Regions from separate parts of the Mus musculus genome. Here region 2 is linked to region 1. A link is a loop called in an ENCODE intact Hi-C map of the cell type or tissue named here. Cell type or tissue: left cerebral cortex. All regions are shown on one strand. Each heading gives the region's core, and the rest is flanking DNA. Links, peaks and the distances in the headings are about the cores only.

Region 1 (8,039 bases), core at 2,876-5,375:
CTAGGGAATACAGCCTATAGTTACTTTATGTGGCTGAAAGAAACAGTGTATTTCCCGCTAGATGTTCATCAAATAAAAACATAGGGCACAGGAGGCAGGAAGTGAAAGGGAGCGCTACTTCCAGAAAGGCATCACTTTGTGAAGCCTGTGGTCTTTTCAATTTTACCTCCTTGAGAACTTCAGAAATCACATTTGATCAGCAGGAGTACAGCACATTGCTGTCCGCACTAAGTATGCCACAAATTGTATTTGTAAAGGAAATGCGTGTTGGGGACCATCAAAGTGCCTACGCTCGGTTAGTATTCTAATGGATTAAAAACAATTCAAAACTTGTTTGTAATTTCTTCTACTCGCAGCTGTGGACATGAGATTTAACTGAACGGCACAATTCAATTCTAACAGGATTTATTTGAGGGGGAAAAAACAACTCTATGTTAAAGAGGCGGGCCCACTGTCTCTCCTCCACTGAACTCCCCGGTGTTCTGAAATGAGGCTGTCCTTGCGGCATTTACATGCCAGGAGCACTTGTCCACCACGCAGCTTTAAAGACGGAACTTGCCATCTATGCTATAAAGCACAGATCCCTTCATTCCTGAATTAAACACCACTTGCAAGAATCAAAGTCAAGGATCGGGGGTCACAAAGCTCATCTTTTTCTCTGAGTTTCCTTGCTGCTATAATCTCCAACACATGCTACAAGCACACAGCACGCCAGCCCCAGGTCCTACCTCATTCAACAAGGGTGTCTGGCCAGCTGACCTCCCTGCTCCACACACTGGAGCAATTCAAATACATCAGCTCCTTCTAAGCCGGGTCTGAGGAGTTTCCTCTGCCCAGAATAAAGCAGGTTCTCTCTTCTCACCTCAAGCATCATCTAACTTTACCCACAGACCTTGGTAAGCAGCTGGGTGCTTGCTTTATAAAGCGGACTTTGCGAGTAACATTTAGCACACATGAAATAGAGCACCCATTTTAAAGGCAGCCTCACAGCCCCCCCCCTCTTTTTTTTTTCCTTTTCCTGGCAATTCTTCCCCAATCCCTGAAAATGACAAGGCTGCGTCACCATAGCAACCAGCCTAATTGGTGGACTGCAGGTCTTTCACTAGCCAGAGGGTGGAGCCCACCTCCTTAATATGACTCTTAAGCACATAGCAAAGAAGGGTGTCCAATGGGCAAGAGCTGTTGAGCCCCCCAGCAGAAACCAGGCCAGGAAATAATCTAGTTTCCTCCACTTAGCGCCAGGAAGTGAGATCCGTGTGTGTTACAGAGAAACATACACACCGTAGGGCAGCATTACTGAGCCCTAAAAGATGGACGCTGGCTTCCTAAGTGTCTCCGCTCAGTAGCAGAAAGACACTTAGGGTAATAAAAGTCCTCGCTGAAACATCTTGCACACAAAGATGCTAACTATCTTTCATCCCAGATGTGTTGGAAGAAAGGCTGGAAATCGCAAGAACTATCTAATTATCATTTTCTATGCATTATCAATTCTAAGGGGGGGGGGAGGAAAAAAAGAAATATCTTTTTCTCTAGGATTCCAATTCCCAGCTATAAATTATGATGATGTTATTTTGTATTTTAGAGAAATGCTTTAATTTCTCCAATTGCATTTCTGGTGTAATGGGGTGTGTCTGAAAACGTTAGCTTATTGTCAATTATTCCATTACGTGGGGATGGAAACAGCTATCAAAATGTGGCTGTTCAGAAGCTTCGTTATTAAGGACTTCTGCTCTTCTGGATAAGTCATTCTTACCGACTGCCCTTATAGCAGAGAACCAACTTGCAGGAAGATAGGGCTGCCCTTTTCTCTGAATATATGACATTACTTCCCTATAGTCAGATCAAGAAGCAAGCCAACAGGACGAAGTGGGGCCGAAGCTAGGAAACAAGGGACAAAGGCTATACTAGCTGGGAGTGCATACAAGGCCCCAGCTTGGTGGCTCCCTGAAGAGGAGAGTGTTGAGGTCAAGGGCTGGGTTGTCACTCAGTCAGTAACAGTGGATGGCTGTCCCTTTTCAACATGCAGAGCTGCCTCTATGAGCCCAGTCTACAGCTCTGGGCTCTCGGGCTGACCCAAGGACAGTGTTACCAGAATCTGCCTAGGAAGAGCAGCCAGCTCCAGGTTTCCGCGCCCCGTGCCCCTCCCCCACTGCTGAATGTGCCACTCCTGGGACAACACCAGGAAGTGCATTTCATCCTGGTATCACCTGTCTATCTCTGGAGTTTACCCATCTTTAACCCGTCCTGTATCATTAAGGAATCTAGGCTCAATGGTACCTGGGAAGAAGCCCCTGAAAGAAGCCGGCAGGCTACAGAAGGCTAAGCAGTGAGTACTCTCCTGTGGCTCAGCCCACCAGCTTCCTTTCCCTATCCTAGGGCAGCCAGGTTAGAATACTGTCAGCAGCCAGTCTCTTGCTTGATGAACCTCAAGGCGCCACAGCAGCACAGGCATATGCAGACTGAGTAGTTCCTCTGGGCTCACTAGCATTTCCCTTAAGATGCCTCGACCATGTTGGGGGTTGAGCTATCCCCATTCAGAGTTGTCCCAGGACTCTGATGACATATTCGGCCTCGACTTGAGTCTCAAGACTGCTGCAATTTCATTTCAGAGCTAGGATTGGGAACTAGGAGGCCCCAGGCTCGAGCGATGGCCGGGGAAAGGAGGGAGGAGTGAGAGGAACCACTTGGTGATGGCCTTTTATTTTAAATTAGTAAAGAATCCATATTTTGTCATCACCTCCCTTGCCTGTGGCATTTTTTTCATGACAGGTGTTCACTGGCACTAGTTTTTCTTCCCGCAGAGACGGGAAGGAAGGCAGAAACTGTAACCAGGCAAGCGCCCATCTCTTATAGAGCCTATGCCCGGGACTCTAACCAGCCTCTACCCACCCCAACAGCTTCCGACAGTCAGCAGACACCAGCCAAGATGATGCCTACCCATACTACACCAGCCCCAAGACTGTACCCAGGACTCAGATTATCGGTACCCAGATAAGACCTACTGATAAGATCACCCATCGTCCGGGTCCCAGCCTAAGCCCAGCTCCAGAACCCCGTGCCAGGCTCCGACCAGCCCGCACCTCCCTCCGCAGCCCTTGCCAGACCCACTGGGTCGTCAGTTCATTCCTCCGAACCACCCTTGCAGCGGTAGCGGGCCCTCCCCTCCAGAGGCATCCGTTCCCTTACTTCTCCTTTTACAGAAAGCATCTGGCGAGCCCGCTTCCTAGCAAGGCAGAGGCTCCACCACGCGTCGGAGGAACCCAAGCCGCGGTCCTGCCCGAGGAGTCCCGCTCGGGCTCGGTTGCTGCGTCCCCATAAGTCCCCGGAGGGAGTGTCGCCGGCGGGAAGCTCCGCTCGGTCGCTAGCCTGGGCCGGAGCGGCGACCGCACGGCGGACACCGGGCACCGCCGCGCAGGGACGCGCTGTGCCTGCCTGGGCCTGATGCCGGCCCTGCTGGCTAGTCCGCGGAAGCTCGCCGGGGCTGCTGTGCCCGGCCGCGGAGTGTCTGGACCCCGGAGCCGCCTGCACCAAGCCCTCCCGGGCCAGCGGAACAGCGGCCAAGACCCGGGACCGCGCGCCACGCGCTCGCAACTCCGCACCGACGCGGGGCGCCCCGCCGGGGCTGGGGCTGGGGCCGCTTGGAGGACCCGAGGCCCTTATGGGGCCCGGGTGCACGGTACTCACTGCAGTAGGCGATGAGCAGGCTGGCCAGGATCATGAATGCCCAAAAAGTTGAGGACATGCTGGGCAGGGCGGTCGCATCTTGCCGGCTGCTGGTCCTGGGCGATGGCGCCATTGAAGCCGCGGTGCCCGCGCGGGGGGCAGCAGCGCTTCTCAGCAGCCGGCCCTGCCCGCGCCCCCGCGCCGGCCTCCACGTGCGGGCCCCGCGCGTGCCATCCTCCTCCTCGTCCTCCTCCTCCTCCTCTTCCTCGTCCTCCTCCTCCTCCTCCTTCTCCGCCGCCGCCGCCGCGCCCGGGCCCCGGCCCACTGCGCCCCGCGCCGCCCGCCCCGCGCCGCGCCCGCGCCGCCCGCGCCCGTGCTCGCCCGCCCGGGGACGCCAGCCCGCGGCTCTGGGCGTCGCTGCGCGCCCCGGCTCAGCGCGCCCCGTCACCAGTACGAGGGGCGCGCCTGGAGCGCGTGCCCGGCGTGGCGGGGCCTCGCACTGGCCCGGGACCGGCGAGGGAGGCGAGCAGAGGGGACGCCGCGCCCTAGCCGAGCCTCTGGATGGCGACAGAGACGGCCCAGCATCCTCGTAGCCTGGGCTCTGGGCGCGCAAGACCCTCAGGGCCAGCGGGAAGTTAGGTGACTTGGGACCCCCTTCCCCCCCCCCCCCCCCCACGCGAGAGTCTTCCACCAAAGGCCTGGGACGCTGGGGTCCCAGACCTTGTTTGGTATTGATCCGGAAAGTGAACCGAAAGTTTATTCAAAGCAAATAATGCTTTCAGCCTGTTTCCCATTTGTGCCCAGCACCAGGGCTCCTGAGTATGCCTTGTTGCTCTGAGCCCACCAGAGAGCATCTGAGCGCACCTGCACCCTGTCTCTAGAACTTGCCATCCTGTGGGCTCTGTGTGTCTACCCTAAGAAGACATTCCTTTGCATCTTCCTGATGCACTTCCTTGACTCCCGTGTACCACAGCCTCTGCCCCCAGGCCATGGCCTGTGGTTCCTCTCTCTCATCCATTTTCCAGAGTGTGTGCAGGATAAAGTCCCTGGTCTGGTTTTCTGAGGAGGGTAGCGAAGACTACAACTCTGATGTGCATTCCTGCCGTTGGACAACGGGTTTGCCCCTGTAAACCAGCGGAATCGGGTCACTTCCACTTTCCCTTGTAAGTTCCTTGCACTCCAGGAAGAAACTCTAAAAGCTGGTGTTTTCCCCAGGTGGCCCTGTAGGTCCATGGCCATGAAGGTCGATTCCATTCCCTTCCTGTGCACCAGTGAACATGCTAACAGCAGGCCCAGTTAGGCTTCTCATTGGTGTTTGTTCTGCATGGGAAGGGGTGGTACCCCCACACAAGATCTCATTAGAAATGGAGGCTTTTCCCCACAAGCTACTTGGTGCATACCAGCATAAGCCTTTCCCCTTGCACCCTGGTCCAGTGTGGCATTTAAACAGACCAGGACATAGAGAACGTTGCTGAGGGGCTGAAGGAGGGCAAGTACCCAGGTTGTATACATACGCAGACACATACGCACTCCACATGCGCACCATGTTCATGCACACACGCACACCACATAGCTGAACTCCATACACACTCCACTTGGATACATGCATGCCACAAGCTTGTTTCTACACAAGCTACATGTATATCATGTGGCTATAGGCACACACTCCCCTACATAGGTACATGCACAAGGCACTGACATTCACATGCATGCTACATGGTCACACATACCTCCACATACATGCACACATATACACACATGTATGCTATATAGAGCACACATGTGCATGCACACATGCAAAAATATACATGTGCATACATGTACAGCATGTGACCACACATGCATGTGCACACACATGCATAGACATACATACATGTCGCATGGCCACAGCCACATGAATGAATATGCACATGCATATTTGCCATGCACACGTGCACACATGCATAGAATGCACAAGTACTTGCTCTCAGAAGCACATATACATCCAAAACAGTGCTAGTGAAATGGAGTCAGGCTTCTCACTGCCTAGCCCCTGGTAATGGTCTCTCTGTAATATGAACATGCCTACCAAGGGGGTTTCCCACTAATTTCTGACTTCCATTTCCTGTTTAACTAAGATCCAGGTTTTCTGGGTACCATCTTCTCCAGGATAGCTTCCCCAGTCTCACTTTCCTGTAGGGAGGACAGTCTGCAGAAACCAGACATCCTGACATTGTCAGGAGGGCAGGGTGGTAGCACATTTTGTCTCGAATATTCCAGATAGACATATCTCTCTCCCCCCTAACCTAAGGAGGGGGGGTCCCTCAGCCAGGTTCTACAAAGTTGAAAATGGCTGTCTGAAACTGCTGTCATATGCCTTCTGTTGATCAAAGCCTTTTAACCTGCAAAAGGAACAAAGCTCTAAATCCATGCATACTCCACTTCATCCTGTCTTCCCTGAAATTCTTCTCAGAGACAGACATCCTTCACACAACATGCTTTTATTGGGTATCTACTCGATGTCAGGCATGTGGGACCAGAAAAACAATTATACTTAGATTTCTCTCTCCCTGAGAAGTTCAGGTTTGAAGAATAGCAAGGAAAATGCAATCACATCCATGAGCCAGGTATTGTGGTGAGAAAGAGTCAAGGTACTGTTGGAACCTTTGAGGGCTTTCTAAAACAGACTTACTTATTTTTTATTTATGAGTGTGTATGGGGGGAGGGGGTGGCACTTGCATGTGTGCAGTTTTGTGCACTGTTTTCATGCCTCAGAGGCCAGCAGAGGGCATCAGGTCCCTCTGGAACTGGGATCACAGGTAGTTGTGAGTCACCATGTGAGTACTGGAACCCAGCCCTCTGGGAGAGCAACAAGAGCTCTGAACCAATGAGCCATCACTCGGTCATTCTGTTGGCATGTTCAACCCAAGGTTGAGTCCTGGGGTGTTGTAAGGTATGGGCTGGGAGAGCTTCTGTGAGATGTGTCAACAGACAGATTTTGGTGCCATCCTTAGTACACACCCCCCTCTTCTCCCTCTTCTGTCTCTCTCTCTCTCTCTCTCTCTCTCTCTCTCTCTCTCTCTCTCTCTCTGTCTCTCTCTCTGTCTCTCTCTCTGTCTCTCTCTCTTTCTCTCTGTCTCTTCTCTCTCTCTCTCTCTCTCTCTCTCTCTCTCTCTCTCTCTCTCTCTCTCACACACACACACACACACACACACACACTCACTCACACACACACCTGAAAGAAAAGCTTCACAAACAGCACTTGCCCTCTTATTCCCTCTGGTATTTTCTGTTCTGTCCTATTTGTTTCTTAAAATACTGGTTGGTTGCCCACCCAGTAATGTTGCTACAGTAGTGGTCTTTATTTGAAAAGTCTTTACAGGACAGATGTAATCTTCTCTGAGTTGTGGAAGGGTAAATTGAACCTTCTCTGTCCCAAGGAGAGGTGGTGGTGACAGCAGTTGGAGCCAGGGCACACTGAGATGCACAAGTTGTTCTATGTTGCCTTGGGATTTTTGTGGCTGCAATGTTGGGGAAAGTTTAAGAAGTAGGGTTCATGTCAGGTGCTGATGATTCCCTCAGAGAGGGATGGTAAGGGAGCTTGGGTCTCAGGATCCAGAATGGAGACAATTCCAAGAATTCACAAGACAGGGATGCTGAAGAAACACAATCCTCTACCTCAGACTGCATGGTGGCAGGAGTTGTGGAAAGGATAAGAGAGATTAAAATGAGGCTGCAAATGGAGCCTCCAGAATATGAATAGCACCCTTGACCTAAAGATCAGCATGCAGCCTAGAAGCTGTAGGGACAGGACCCTGGCCCAGTATGCTCCAGCCAGGTCTTGTTCCAGAGCCTGGTAAGAAAGCCTGGATGGAGCTAAAGATGGGGCAATGAGCAGAGCACTGAGTCCTGTTGCTAGGAGACAGAGGCTCGGTTCTTGATACCAACATGTGCTACCAATTGACAATTTTTGTTGTTATTATTGATGGACTGCCTTTGATCACCAGCCAGAATTTGCAGGACTTCAAAATGTAAGGGCTGAGTACTTTGGCTGGAGAATCACACCATTACCTTAACTCTAAGCCCAAAAGACAAGCAATGGTGACTGTTTAACCAGAGGAGAGCCTCAGGTCTCACAGAACAGCAGTCTATAGTCAGAGCTCCAAGGAACCTGGCCAGGATAGGACCATCCAGCCTGGCTGCTCCTTATAACAGTCACAGAGTGTAACAGATATGGTAGGTTCCTAGGAGGGGATGCTGAGCAGAGAGCTCTCCCAGGACATGCACTCTGCATCAAAGAGGGAAATCATGGTTAAGAGCACCAACTGCTCTTCCAGAGGTCCTTAGTTCAGTTCCCAGCAACTGCAAGGTGGCACATAACCATCTGTAATAGGATC
Region 2 (8,039 bases), core at 1,797-4,296, 180 kb after region 1:
CTTCTAGATTGATAGATGCGCCCAGATATGAACCCATAGCTGTGACTGTGGGAAATGCTTCCCACGTCGCTCCTCCCCTCCTCGGTCCCTTCCATGCACAGCCCAGGAGGACACTTATAGGTGGGAGCCAGTCTGTCACCAGTATGCTCCAGGGTCTTCCCTATGCTCCATTGATGCTGGGCACCATTTCTCAGTGTGGGCTGTGGTTTTCAGGGCCCACAGAGATTGTACCTGGAATCTTCTCAGTCTGTCACCCTTTTCTGACTACTTGGCAGGTCTGGGTCGTCATGCTAAAGAGGCCAGATCGCTGCAAGACCACAGTGACCCTCTGTCAGGGCAGTTCCTCAAGGACAGATATGACCTGGAGTACAGAGACTACTTAACTTGGAGTCTCACGGTCCTTGACCTCACTTTGTGGACACCATGTTCCCTACTCTTACATCCTTTCTAGGTTCTATTGAGTTTCAGTAACCAACCACAGGTCTCAGAATGTTCACCGACAAATTGTGTGTCTTTCCACCCGCCCCTAGAGGCAGTCAGCCTCCAGGTCACATGATTCCACTCAGACCATCCACCCACAATCTCCATGCTGAGCCCTCTGTCTCCAGTCCAGACCACCATCATTTCCTCTGGCTCCTGTAACGGTCAGCCTTACCAGTTCACCCTCCACTCAATATCCAGTGCTTCTCATTGTTAGGAGAAAATCCAGGACTGCTAACACAAGACTGTCAGCTGAGGAGGCTCCGTCCTCTGCCTCACCTGCCTCGCCTGCCTCGCCTGCCTCATCACCTGCCACCTGCCTCACCTGCCTCACCTGCCATCTTTCATGTTTGGGTCGTTGCTCTGTGTGGTTGCAGAGCCTTGGAACATGCAGTCTTCTCTGAAGCATGCTTCTCTGAGGGACTCTCAGAGCTCAGAGTGACCACTTGCTCTTTGCCACCACCCCAGCCTCTGCCATGCTTCATCTATGTAAGGCAGGCTTCAAATGACATCTGCAACATGAGTGATTTCCAACACACAATCAAAGATAAGTAGGTACAGGAAGAGACAAGAGGACAACATGAGCAAGAACCACAAGATGAAACCGAAACGAAAGTGGACGCACTGGAAATCCAGACAGGAGTTTTGTAAACACGAATCTTTTGATTATGTGTTCCGTGTTTGCAGGCAGAGAGGGAGAAGTCACACGTTGGTTTTCTGCAGGGAACTGGAAGTAGTAAAAAATCAAGGCAAAGCACTTTCTAAATCAGCAAACAGAAACCTCGAAACATAAAAATGCAACAAGAAGCTACAAATCTATTTGATGTGTTTGCCAGTAGCTTGTGCAAAGGTGAAGGGCAAGGAACAGTAGGATCTGAAGGGAAGGTCACCCAGAAAATCCAGAAAGTGCAAACGGTGGGAACACAGAAGCCATTTTAAGAGACATATGGTAAGAGTAGGAGGGTCAAAAGCCTGTTATCTGGGGCTGCAGAGATGGCTCTGCAGTTAAGAACACTGGGTGCTCTTGCAGAGGACCTAGGTTTTAGCTTCAGCACCCACGTGGTAGCTCACAACCGTCTGTAACTCCAGTCCCAGGGAATCCACCGCCACCTTCTGGCCTCCGTGGGTACTGCATGCACATGGTGTACAGATTTCCATGTAGGCAAAACAGCCATACACATACAATGAAAATAACTTCTAAAAGACTTTTATCTGAAATCCTGTAGAAATTAATAAATAGCATGAATGGTGCAGTAGCATCTACCAAAGCTACTGTGAGAAAATTACCCCCAATGCTGATGAATTTAGATTCACGAAGTCTAAAAAAATACAGCATAGACAATTAAAGGGAAATACAGCCACCTAAAACTCCTATCTGTCTACCTATAATCATCTATCTATTTGGATCATCTATCTATCCATCATCATCTATGTATCATGTATGTGTATGTATGTATGTATGTATGTATGTATCTACTACCAATCCATCCATCTATCATCTATCTATTTATCTATATCATCACCATCTATCAATCTGTATGTATGTATATTTTATCTCAAATTGTCTTTGAGAATTTTGTAACAAAAATTCATAAAACAAGGGATAAAAGTTGCAGGGGAAAATGTGTGCTGACACTTAATATCTTGGTATCTAGATAGATACCAACTATGGAAGTCAAAAGATAATGAGATGTTTACAGTCTAGGCAAAGAAAATAATCATTAATTTGTTTCTATTCAGACAGGTAAACTTCAAAAGTTGAAGGTAAAGTGAATACAATTTCACAGAAAAATTGATGAAATTCGCAATTGATAGATTTTATTATTACGATGAAATCTTAGGGATCCTTAAAGAAAAAAATCATAATAATAGAAATGGAAAGTAGAATTATTAGAAAACTGAGGAAAATGGAAACATATGGGCCTTAATATTTGAAAGAGATATCCACCAAACATTTACATAAATTCATATATTAAAATCACTGTTGAGTACTACCTACATACAAGAAATAAAATAATTTTTATGAAATTTGTATATGTGTAAAATTATGTACATATAGTATGAATAATTGATAAATTACATTAATGTGTGTGTGACTAATATTGTGTATGTCACAGCCAAAGTTCAATGCAAACACTCCATCAAGATTGTGAATTAAAATGTTAAGGGTGATAAGTTTCTTAGATTTTCTATGAAGTGGAAGAAATCACCATTAGCAACTTTGTAATTACATTTTAGTTATTTATTTTGTGTGCGCATGAGCTTCTGTGTGTCTGTGTGTGTGTTATGTGTGCACATGTGCTTCTCTCTCTCTCTCTCTCTCTCTCTCTCCCTCTGTGTGTGTGTGCATGTGTGTCTGTGTGTGTATGCACGTGTGTGTATGAACATTCATGTGCCACTATGCTCATGCCGAGGTCAAAAAACAACCTGTGAGATCCTCTGCTCTTTTTCTACCCTGTGGGGATCAGGAAAGGAGCCCAGGTGGTAGGCTTGGCAGCAAGTACCTTTCCCTGCTGAGCCATCTCTCTGGGCAAATGCCAACCCAATCACTGGGTTACTTGAAGAGCAGCAAGTATCACGAAGCATCCAATCAACCCAGAAGGTTAGGGCTCTCGCAGACGAACTAGATGCACTTTGCAATATGAAGTGACCATGAGCCTTCACAGGTAAGGTGGAATAGTACAGTTTAAAAGGGATGTATTTGAGGCTGGTGAGACGGTACAGGGAGCAGTTCCCAACCACCTGTGACACCTGCTCACAGGGGTTCCAATGCCCTCTACTGGCCTCTTGCAGACACTGCACTGACATGCACTCCCTGCCCTCAGACACATGCACATAATTGAAAAAAAAAATTAATCTCAAACTTTTTAATATGATCATCTGAATAAGACCTGCACAATCAAAACAGCTGACACAGCGGCTTGGACGAGAAAAGTCACACAGGGCCCCACCCCTTGATGAGCTATAGGCTGCTAATGGCTGCTGAGGGAGAATTCAGTCTTTCTTTGGGAATGTGCCCCCAGCAGGTTATCCAATCCCAGTGGTTGAACTTAAATGCATATGCATTTGAACAACACTAAATCAACTCAGCAGGATGCATTTACATGTGCAATATAGTAATAATATATACAATAATTATAAACAGTAATTTTAAAAGGTTATGAATTTGAAGGGGAGATGGAGGTCTTGGGAAGATTGTCAGTGGGGAGAGCAAGAGGAGGTAATGATGTAAATATGGTACCCGTGTATGAAATTCTCAACATTTTTTTGAATGAACCTTAAAAAATGTAATGTGTCTGCCTGTCAGGTTGGCAATGGTGGTCTCATCATGATCCATCTTCACTGTCAATTCGATTATAGTTTGAATCACTTAGAAGACACCTCTGGATGTGTCCGTCAAGGTGTTTCCAGGGAGGCATAACTGAGAAGGAAAAGGCTGCTCTGAAAGTGAGCAGGACCACTCCTTGAGCTGAGGTCCTGGACCAGAATCAGAAAGTTACTATCACTTTGCTACTTTACAATGGATACAATGTAGCCAGCTGCCTGGCGCTCCTGCTGCGGTATCTTGCCAGCCACAGTGGAGACAGCACCTTCAAACTGAGCCAGGAAACCCTCCTTTCCTTTCTAGCTGCTTTTTGTCAGGCATCTGTCACAGAGATGGAAAACTCAATTAACATAGGGGTGAGTCTTATCAAAGATCATGATATACTTGTGTGAAAATGTCTTTTCAAAACGTATCACTGTATACCATGGGTATATTACAAAAACAGAGTGAAGAAAAGCAGTTATGAATGGCAGGTCAAGTTAAGTCAGGGATACTAGAGTGACTATTATTCCTGGTTTTTTTTCCCCTAGCCTTTGGTTTTTACCACTCCCTGAAGTAGTGTATGTATCTGGAAACAGCATCCTATATGCATCTTATGTCAACTCCATGCTGAGCCTATCCACCAGCATAGGCCAGGGAAGGCGGCAATAACAAGCACACTCACTTGCCAACGATTGAAACACTGGCCACCACTCAGCATATGGAACTCAGAGACCTAGGTCAATAGATCAACCCCCACCCCACCCCCCGCCCCCTGTGTATCACTCCCCAGGGCTTTGAGCAGAGGACATGCCAGTCCCTAGGCTTCTATACCAAACAATCAATGACAGCTCAACTCATACTTCATTGGCCAAAGGTTGAGAAATTTGAACTTACAGACTCACTTTCTATGTCACCCCATCAAGCAGAACTCCCACCTAATGTAATGAGCTCATGAGTGTTCTGACACATGAATCGTTGGCCTTTCCCTGGCTCCAAGCCTTTCCCCTTCTACTCTCCACTTTTTTCACTTGGGTGACATTGACACCCTTTCTAAAGCCACGGAGTTCTGACTCCTCAAAGACTCGGTGATGAGCACAGGTCAAATCTAGTCAAGGCAGGTAAGCTGAGAACCAGTGATGGAAAAGCTGGGGCGGGGTGGTGTCTCTTCTACCTGGGCTTGGATCCCGGCGGGATGGAATCTTGTCATACGAGAAAATCTGTCTGTTAGTGTCTATAATTCGTAGTGTGTCATCCTTATTATTATTGGCCCCGGGAAGTGTTTTCTAGATATTTTCCTGCCCTAATCACTCCCACACATCTCATTAAATGTGAATATAGCTAATGTAATTTTGTATCTGTCTGTATACTGCATTTCCTAAGAGAGCCACAAATAATTACAATAGAACTGGCTTTGGAAAGTTTGTTTTCATACACTAAGAACCAATTTCATTTACTTGAGGGAAATCGCCACTGTTAAAAATTTGCTGCAGGGCTGGGGGTGTAGCTCACTGGGAGAGTGCTAGCTTAGCATGAACAAGGCTCTGGGTTCAATTCCCAGAACTGTAAAATAAATAAATAAATAAATAAATAAATAAATAAATAAATACATAAATAAATACATAAATAAAGACAATACAGTTTAAAAAAATCTGCTGTGAAAATGAAGTGAGAGCAAAGCAGAGCTGGAGACCCTGAGGGTGTCATGGAACCCTTGGGTGCAGCAGAACTTGAAAGTCAATACAGCCTGAAGGGACCTCGGTTATTGAAAACAGTAAATTCTAAGCTTTGCTTCACATGCGCGAGGGGATTTGTGTCTGTTAAACAGAAAAGAGTCCTCCTCACAAATGACTTCCAGCAACCCAAGTCTGGCTTCTGCAACCACATATCCATGTGACTGGGAGGTATCCCGTGCAGAGCATCAGTCCCTCCAAGTCTTTTGTTGTCACACATCCCATGCCACCATCAAGACAACGCCTCATTGTAAGGCTATGGCTTGCAGAAGTCAGGATTGGTTCTCCCTCCCAGCCCCATGTTCCTGGAAATAAGGCTCAGACTTAAAATATATTTGTAGATACCTTGGCCATATAGCTAGGCTTTTTGACTAGCTCACAATTCAAAATAATCCAGTTATTCTAATCTACATTCTGCCATGTGGCCAGCTACCTGTGGTCAGGTACCATGTGACTGTCTCTTCAAGAATCACAGGCAAATCTGCAACTGGCACTATCCCAGAACCCTTTCTTCTCTGGGATGTCCCATCTCCTATTTCCTGCCTAAGCTATAGGCCATCAGATTTATCGACAGGTGCCACCTCCATATAGACACAAGATATTCCCTCTACAACGGCTCAGTCACTTCTCTCTTCAGTTTTTCTCTTTAATGCGGGCAGTGCCGCCTCTGGGCAGGTAGCCCCAGGTTGTATGAGACAGTAGACTGTTCCCTCTATCTTCCATTCCTGCAAACATCCCTCCATTCATTAATCTGCTCATTCTTCCTTCCCTTTTCTTTCCTCCATCTACCCATTCCATCCGTTCCTCTACCTACATACCTACCCCTGTGTGCTGGTTGTTTGTTTGCTTGTCTGGTTGGTTGTTTTGTCAACTTGACACAAGCTACAGTCATTTGGGAAGAGGAAATTTTAACTGAGAAAATGCCTCCATCATATTTGCCTATAGCTAAGGCTGTAAAAGTATTTTCTTGATTGATTGATTGATTGATTGATTGATTGATTGATTGATTGATGAGGGAGAGCCCAGCCCACTATGGGCGTTGTCATTCCTAGGCAGGTGTTCCAGAGGTATAAGAAAGAAGGTTGAGCAAGCCATGTGGAGCAAGGCAGTAAGTAGTGTTCTTTCATGGCCTCTGTTTCAGTTCCTACTTCCGGGTCCCTGCCTTAAGTTTCCATCTTGGTGCCCTTCAATGATGAACTGTGATTTGAATGTGTAAGCCAAATAAACCCTTTCTTCCTCAATTTGCCTTTAATCATAGTCTCATCACAATTGAAAGAAAATGAGACTACTTTCTCTCCATTCATTCAGTCATCTGTCTAGTCATTTCACTTGTCAATCTGCCTATTGATTCTTCCATTAAGTCATCCCTCTTCTCTTTCATTTACCCACACTGCCATATGTTCTTCTATTCATGTACCCATTCATCCATCTAACCATCCTTCTACCCCCACACCCATCCAGCCACACACCCATCCAGCCACACACCCATCCACCCACACACTCATCTATCCACACACCCTCTACCCACACACCCATCTACCCATACACCTATCCATCCACATATTCATCTACCCACACACCCATTTACCCACACACCCATCCACCCACTCACCCATCCACCCACACACACATCTACCCACACACCCATCTACCCACTCATCCATCCACCCACACACCCATCTACCCATCCACTCATCCATCCCAGGCAACATACTTTCATTGTCTTTTCTGTATTTATTTCCTTTTCATCCATCTTCCGTATGGGGTCTAATGATCCATTCCCAACATTTGATCCTCCACTAATCTATCTACTCCATCTCCACAATAATACAGTCTTGTGACAAACACCAGTTTCTTATAGTCAAATTATGACATCTTTCTGTTATCACACAAATGAACCTTTGTGTTTGGATCCTTTTTCCTAGATTTTCTGTCAGGACTCCATGGATCCTCTTAGGCCTTTGCCTCTTTGTTTCATCCTTTTTCTGGTTTCTTTTTTCAAACATTATTTTAAAGATAAAGTCCTTGCTGATGACTCTCTAGCTCCAGGGCAAGCACCTGAGACAATATCTCCATACAATATGGGGGGGGGGCGCTTTCATTTACCTATACAGTTTCCCCTCATACTATTCAACATTCCAACTTCCTAATTATCCAAGCCCCTCCTCTAGGAACATTCACTGATGTGTCTGTTCCTCAGAAGTGGAGCTGATGTCTCCTAAACAAATCTTCCTTGTTTCGCCTTTGTCTTCCTTGCTGTTACCTTAGTGGAAGTCCCCATCTCTTCACTTCCCGGCAGCCTGGACATTTTAAGGTGCTTCCATGGTGTGGTGGTTTGAATAGGTATGGCCCCCATCGACTCATGTGGTTGAATTATTGACTCGTAGGGAGTGGCACTATTAGGAGCTGTGGCCATTTTGGAGTAGGTGTAGCCTCATTGGAGGAAGTGTGTCATTGTGGAGATGGGCTTTGAGATCCCATATATGCTCAAGCGACAGCCAGTGTAACACACAAGCTCAAGA

What was found. Peaks named below come from ENCODE experiments on the same cell type or tissue, not always from the same donor. Only the 100,000 strongest peaks of a DNase experiment are listed, where the experiment ranks them.
Region 2: it touches region 1 in a loop (4-fold over the local background); 11 of 42 quality-filtered maps call a loop at or near these places.

Annotation. Positions count from the first base shown.
Region 1 is chr15:87,540,249-87,548,287 of GRCm38, reverse strand. Tafa5 (TAFA chemokine like family member 5) reads right to left here and starts at 3,989. Exons shown (of 4, transcript NM_001252310.1): 1 at 3,685-3,989. The coding sequence starts at 3,796. It overlaps Gm35471 (a long non-coding RNA gene), which reads left to right and starts at 4,315. Exons shown (of 3, transcript XR_384322.2): 1 at 4,315-4,826. In left cerebral cortex, for the core only: a CTCF peak has its summit at 4,217; DNase peaks (open chromatin) are centred at 2,959, 3,204, 3,769 and 4,163; H3K4me3 peaks cover 1,574 bases; H3K27ac peaks cover 1,005 bases.
Region 2 is chr15:87,361,130-87,369,168 of GRCm38, reverse strand. No RefSeq gene overlaps it. Among named protein-coding and RNA genes, the nearest start is that of Gm35422, 100 kb to the left of the region's middle. In left cerebral cortex, for the core only: a CTCF peak has its summit at 3,259 (motif pointing left); a DNase peak (open chromatin) is centred at 3,252.